2 separate regions of the Homo sapiens genome follow, and region 2 is linked to region 1. A link is a contact called in ENCODE Hi-C or POLR2A ChIA-PET data. All regions are on one chromosome and are shown on one strand. The core of a region is the stretch at or near the end of the contact, and the rest is flanking DNA. Distances in the headings are between cores, read along the strand shown. Region 1 holds the start of OR52B2 (olfactory receptor family 52 subfamily B member 2). Region 2 holds the start of C11orf42 (chromosome 11 open reading frame 42).

The links. A loop is a pair of places that touch in the nucleus more often than their neighbours do. ChIA-PET counts read pairs that join two places held with the same protein, here RNA polymerase II (POLR2A). Pooled maps may share reads with other maps.
Region 2: a loop to region 1 is called in a map with no recorded cell type, with 4 times the contacts of the local background. The contact joins the promoter of C11orf42 here to the promoter of OR52B2 in region 1. A Hi-C loop is called at or near these places in 1 of 168 maps with a recorded cell type or tissue (ovary), 1 of 37 single-sample maps with no recorded cell type and 1 of 50 pooled maps. POLR2A ChIA-PET finds 5 or more read pairs at or near these places in 4 of 52 experiments (AG04450, K562, Panc1 and 1 more).

Annotation. Positions count from the first base shown.
Region 1 is chr11:6,168,903-6,171,660 of GRCh38, reverse strand. It overlaps OR52B2 (olfactory receptor family 52 subfamily B member 2), which reads left to right and starts at 1,335. Exons shown (of 1, transcript NM_001004052.1): 1 at 1,335-2,306. The coding sequence starts at 1,335. The coding sequence ends at 2,306.
Region 2 is chr11:6,204,203-6,206,960 of GRCh38, reverse strand. C11orf42 (chromosome 11 open reading frame 42) reads right to left here and starts at 1,404. Exons shown (of 3, transcript NM_173525.3): 1 at 1,274-1,404. The coding sequence starts at 1,345.

The DNA.
Region 1 (2,758 bases), core at 86-2,585:
TCCCATTGCTCCCTCCCCACAGCCCACTGTGCTCTGAGAAAGTTCATTTGCATAGAGGCAGAGGGATGGACTAATAAACTGAGGATTTGATTCCTTTGCATCTCTTCTTTGGGGCCCTCTGAATACCATTATCAGAAGATCAGTCTAGTGTTTATTTGGTACCTTTATAGTTCTGATTCTCTCTTTACTGTCTCTGTGGTCCCTTTTCTTCATGTTCCCTTCTAGATTCTTAATCATACACTCTTTCCCTAGTCCTAATAGCTGACAGATAGTTCAGAACTTCAGAATGAAACAAATATTACCTGAGTGGCAGGCAAGCCAAGAAGGGCTCTATACTTAATCCTTCTTGGCAGCAGGGAAACATGGTTCCTTCTGAGCGTTGGGGAACAGTGGGGTGGGAAGAAGGGCAGTATTAGTGGAGTCAGCAGAGTTTACAGGTGGGCAATAGATTGATTTCTTTTGCTCAGAATCGTTTTCCTGGGGGGCTTCTACAGATAAGGAAGCCCAGACATAACCAAGAGGCTCCTGTATAGAAATATTTGAGGAGGAGCATGAGAAGTCCATGAGGAGCTGGTGATGAAAATTGCCTGTCTCAGTTTCATTGGCTGCCCCATTGCTCACTGCATTAGGGAAGATATGAATCTGGATCAGAGTGGAGAAATGTACCCCTCTAGGCTTCCTCTGGATTCCCACTTGATACTCTACTCCCTTGCACAAGGGGCCAGAGGTGCAAGTGTCCTGTGAAATGTTCAAGGCAATAGCCAGATAAACTTAATAGGATTAAATATAACCCAGTTAAAATATAGTTTAGTTAATAGTTTTTTAGGAAGGAGATATATTGCTATGAACACAGACCATTACAAAGTGGTATGTCTTGAGGACTTATTTTAAGGTTAAAATTTTGTTAAACAGAAGTAGAAGGGGAGGGAAATTAAAGGTAAATGCAGAACAAAATCTTGGGGAAAGGGACAAGTACAACACAGGTAGGTGGAAAATGCTGCTTGTGTGGAAATAGTAGAATGAGGTCAGAAAGGGAGAGTGAGGCCAAACTCTGGGGGCAGGGTGGTTGCAGGAAGGTGCTGCCACTTCTGTTCATACTTGAAGCATTATTGCCACAGAAGCTCTATCTGCAAAGGAAGCACTATGGGCCAGAAGCCATTCCTATACCAAGTGAACATTCTCTGGGAGTACTTGCTGCTGGAGAGTCCAGCAATTTAGAAATCCATGCTGTCTTTTATGATATTTATACATATTCGGGAGTGCTTTCTGTTTCTATCACTTTCAGTAGACTCATCAGCTTCTAAGTCATTATAGAGAGGACCATAAAGTGCATCATGAGTCACACCAATGTTACCATCTTCCATCCTGCAGTTTTTGTCCTTCCTGGCATCCCTGGGTTGGAGGCTTATCACATTTGGCTGTCAATACCTCTTTGCCTCATTTACATCACTGCAGTCCTGGGAAACAGCATCCTGATAGTGGTTATTGTCATGGAACGTAACCTTCATGTGCCCATGTATTTCTTCCTCTCAATGCTGGCCGTCATGGACATCCTGCTGTCTACCACCACTGTGCCCAAGGCCCTAGCCATCTTTTGGCTTCAAGCACATAACATTGCTTTTGATGCCTGTGTCACCCAAGGCTTCTTTGTCCATATGATGTTTGTGGGGGAGTCAGCTATCCTGTTAGCCATGGCCTTTGATCGCTTTGTGGCCATTTGTGCCCCACTGAGATATACAACAGTGCTAACATGGCCTGTTGTGGGGAGGATTGCTCTGGCCGTCATCACCCGAAGCTTCTGCATCATCTTCCCAGTCATATTCTTGCTGAAGCGGCTGCCCTTCTGCCTAACCAACATTGTTCCTCACTCCTACTGTGAGCATATTGGAGTGGCTCGTTTAGCCTGTGCTGACATCACTGTTAACATTTGGTATGGCTTCTCAGTGCCCATTGTCATGGTCATCTTGGATGTTATCCTCATCGCTGTGTCTTACTCACTGATCCTCCGAGCAGTGTTTCGTTTGCCCTCCCAGGATGCTCGGCACAAGGCCCTCAGCACTTGTGGCTCCCACCTCTGTGTCATCCTTATGTTTTATGTTCCATCCTTCTTTACCTTATTGACCCATCATTTTGGGCGTAATATTCCTCAACATGTCCATATCTTGCTGGCCAATCTTTATGTGGCAGTGCCACCAATGCTGAACCCCATTGTCTATGGTGTGAAGACTAAGCAGATACGTGAGGGTGTAGCCCACCGGTTCTTTGACATCAAGACTTGGTGCTGTACCTCCCCTCTGGGCTCATGAATCTTCATGTCCAGCTCCTTCAAGGAAGCTAGATGTGAAATACAGAGATTTCCTGGACTGAGAAGGCTTTTCTTCCTCTTCTTTCTATTTCATCTTCCGCCCCCAACTTTTCTTTCTTTTCTCATAATTCTTCCTCCTTCTCTTGTTTGTTTTCTCTAACCTCTTTACATATTCCTCCCTACAACCCAGAAATAATAACTAAGTGTACATGCCTCTGATATGAGGCTTTGGTACCCTCAGTAGACTAGATAGACGCCAGAAGCGCAGGGATCTGAACACCACATGAAATGAGGTTATAAAGAAGTGGATAAAAATAATTTTATATTTACCATTTTAAGGGGTTTTAATTTTTTAAAAAAATCCCAAATGTGCATTGATTCTTTGTACAGAATCAAGTGGCCTGCCACCCACTACCACAATGGCAGGTGAGTTTGAGGAACAGCCATGCATGA
Region 2 (2,758 bases), core at 155-2,654, 35 kb before region 1:
GTGGTTTTGGACACAGGAAACCAGGTCACTTAAAGGTGACCTAATCCTTGAATTTGCCCCGTAATGCCAGTGATTTATCCTGCATATCTCTACCCCGATTTTCCTGACAATTTTCAATTTAAATAGGATAGTGAGTTTTTCTGATACTCAGAGATGGCATAGCTTTCTAATAGTGGGAGACTGTTTATTTTCAATCTAATTCTGCTTGATCTAGTCCAGGACCAACCTTCTACACTGCTGAAACCAGTTGCTCTAATACTTGGGAAGACCTTGAGCTCTCCAGTTTTTGCTTCCCTGGGAAGCTGGCCTTTGTGGTAAGCAGCTACCCTATTTGGAATGGAAGCAGCATGCCATTAAATCTTCTTTGAGTGTGGTAGGCACTGCTTTAAGATTTTTTTTTTTTTTAAGCCTGGTAGGCTGACTTCTATGAATGTTTTAAATTCACCTTCCTTCAAATCACATAGAATCTGATTCTAAATTCTCTGATCTGAAATTTCCAGTCTGCAGCTGAAAAGTGATTTGGTAGGATTTGTTGGATATCTGCAACCCAGATACAGCTGAGATTGTCCTGCTCCTTAAAATATACAAATTTGCCTCAAAATCCAAATTTCTTATTTTGTGGAAGTTAAGGTGGAGGAGATCTGTGAAAGAGTTTCAGATAAAGTTCAGATTCTATAGGAAGCTGGTTCTATAGGAAGTCCTGGTTCTAAGACTAGCCCCTATATCTCTTTGGCTTTATTTTTACCACTGCTTCTTTGAACTCTGCTCTAGAAGATTATTAGGAGTTCTCAAATATGAGTTGTTCTTTTTCCTCTCCTTGTTTTTACAAATACTCTACATTTAATTACTATTAAATTACTATACACTCACCACCCTCCCATGCTCATTAATTCAGGTATTTATTAAGCACTTTTTGTCAGGTTCTCCTCTCCCTCTTTGTGTGAATAACTCCTGCTTGCCTAGCTAGAATGTCACTCTTTCCAGGAAGCCTTCCTGATCTCCTGTCTCACCCCTGACTTAGCGTATCTCCTCTTTGCTCATAATTCCCTATACGTTGCTTTTCAGTGAACCTTTTTTACTGTTTTTGTAGTTGTCATTAAATGGGGCGGTTCGTGCCAATAACTTTACTGCAGTGCCTGGCACATATGGAAGCAGTGAGTAAATGTTGGTTATTATTGTTTTCAGACTTCCCACCCCTTCCTACTCACAAGCTGCTGAGACCCATGCAGGTCACACTTCGTTGCTTCCTCTTTAGCCTCCTTACTTTACCTACCTTATCCTTGATGAGGGTCCAGGTGGCATCAGCTTCATCCAGTGTCAGCAGGTTGGGGGTACCCACCAACATGGTGGGGTATGGGAGGGATTGGGCAGGGCAGTGGCTGCTGCAGGAACCCCAGGCAGCCCAGGGAGGTGAGACCTGAGGTCTTGGGCCCTAAACCACTGCATGACATCATAGAGGTCCTGCTAGATAATTGTACCTTGGATAGGGGGAGGACAGTGACTTTCCTAGCTTCACTGCAGTCTGTAATTCTTACTCTTGAGTCACCTATCCATCCTCCTGCATTAGGGGAAGAAAATGCAGGGTCTGTTAGGGTGTGTTTGTATATGTGTATGTGTGTGTGTAGTTCTTGGTCTGAGTTCTTTAAGGAAACAGGATCAGGCCTCTCCTCCCTTCAGCAGCATCTCTGAAGCAATTTACTATCTTAGCTGCAGATGCTTCTCTGTGAGGTTGGATTGGGGTCCTAAAGGACACGGGAGAAGTACAGTTATGAGCCACCTAACAGTGTTTTGGAAAATGATATGTGACTGACAGTGGTCTGACGCCATAAGAGTATAATGCCATGTTTTTACTTTACTTTTTCTATGTTTAGGTATGTTTTGATACACAAATACCATTGTGTTACAATTTCATATAGTATTCACTACAGTAACATGCTGTACAGATTTGTAGCCCAAGAGCAATAGGCTATACCATAGAGCCTAGCTGTGTAGTAGGCTATACCATCTAGGTTTGTGTAAGTACACTCTATGATGTTTGCGCAATGATAAAATTGCCTAAGGATGCATTTCTCAGAACATACCCTGTTGTTAAGCAATGCATGACTATATAGATCAGGGCTTATACTGAGAACCAAGCAGTGGTCCCAGCCTTGGCTGCACTTTGGAATTGCCTGGGAGCTTAAAAATTACTGTTGCCTGGATCAATTACTGGTGCCAGAGATTCTGATTTAATTGATCTGGGGTGTGCCTGGGCATCACAATTTCTAAAAGCTCTTCAGGCAATTTTAATGCATAACTTACGTTGAAAACCATTATTAATGGGTGGGTTACAATTGCAATGAAAACCAGGTGTGTGTAGGAGGTTGCTGTGCTGAGCAGTGTGACAATGTGGAGGGTAAGAATATAATTGGGATAATGTTGCCTTAGTAACGAGAGAATTTTCAGGAAGCCAGAATTACCCAGGTAAATTTGAGAAAAAATTTCTTCATGCTCCACTCCCTGTCCTAGTCTGATTTGTGCCTAGTAGCTAGATAAGAGCTGGAATATTAGCTATGTGTTATCTCCTTTGCGTCTTTGTCCAGAGATCTCAACTGTGTTTTGCTAAAGAAGAACCATTCTAGAGAGCCTTTCCTGTAGTTAACTTTTCTACTCCGTACCTTATCTGTTCAAGGAGTCCTTTCTCTGAGTCCCTCTGGAGAGTCTCCTTTGTGCCCAGGAATACCTCTTGTGTGTAGGAGGTATCCTCCCCTAGCCCAGC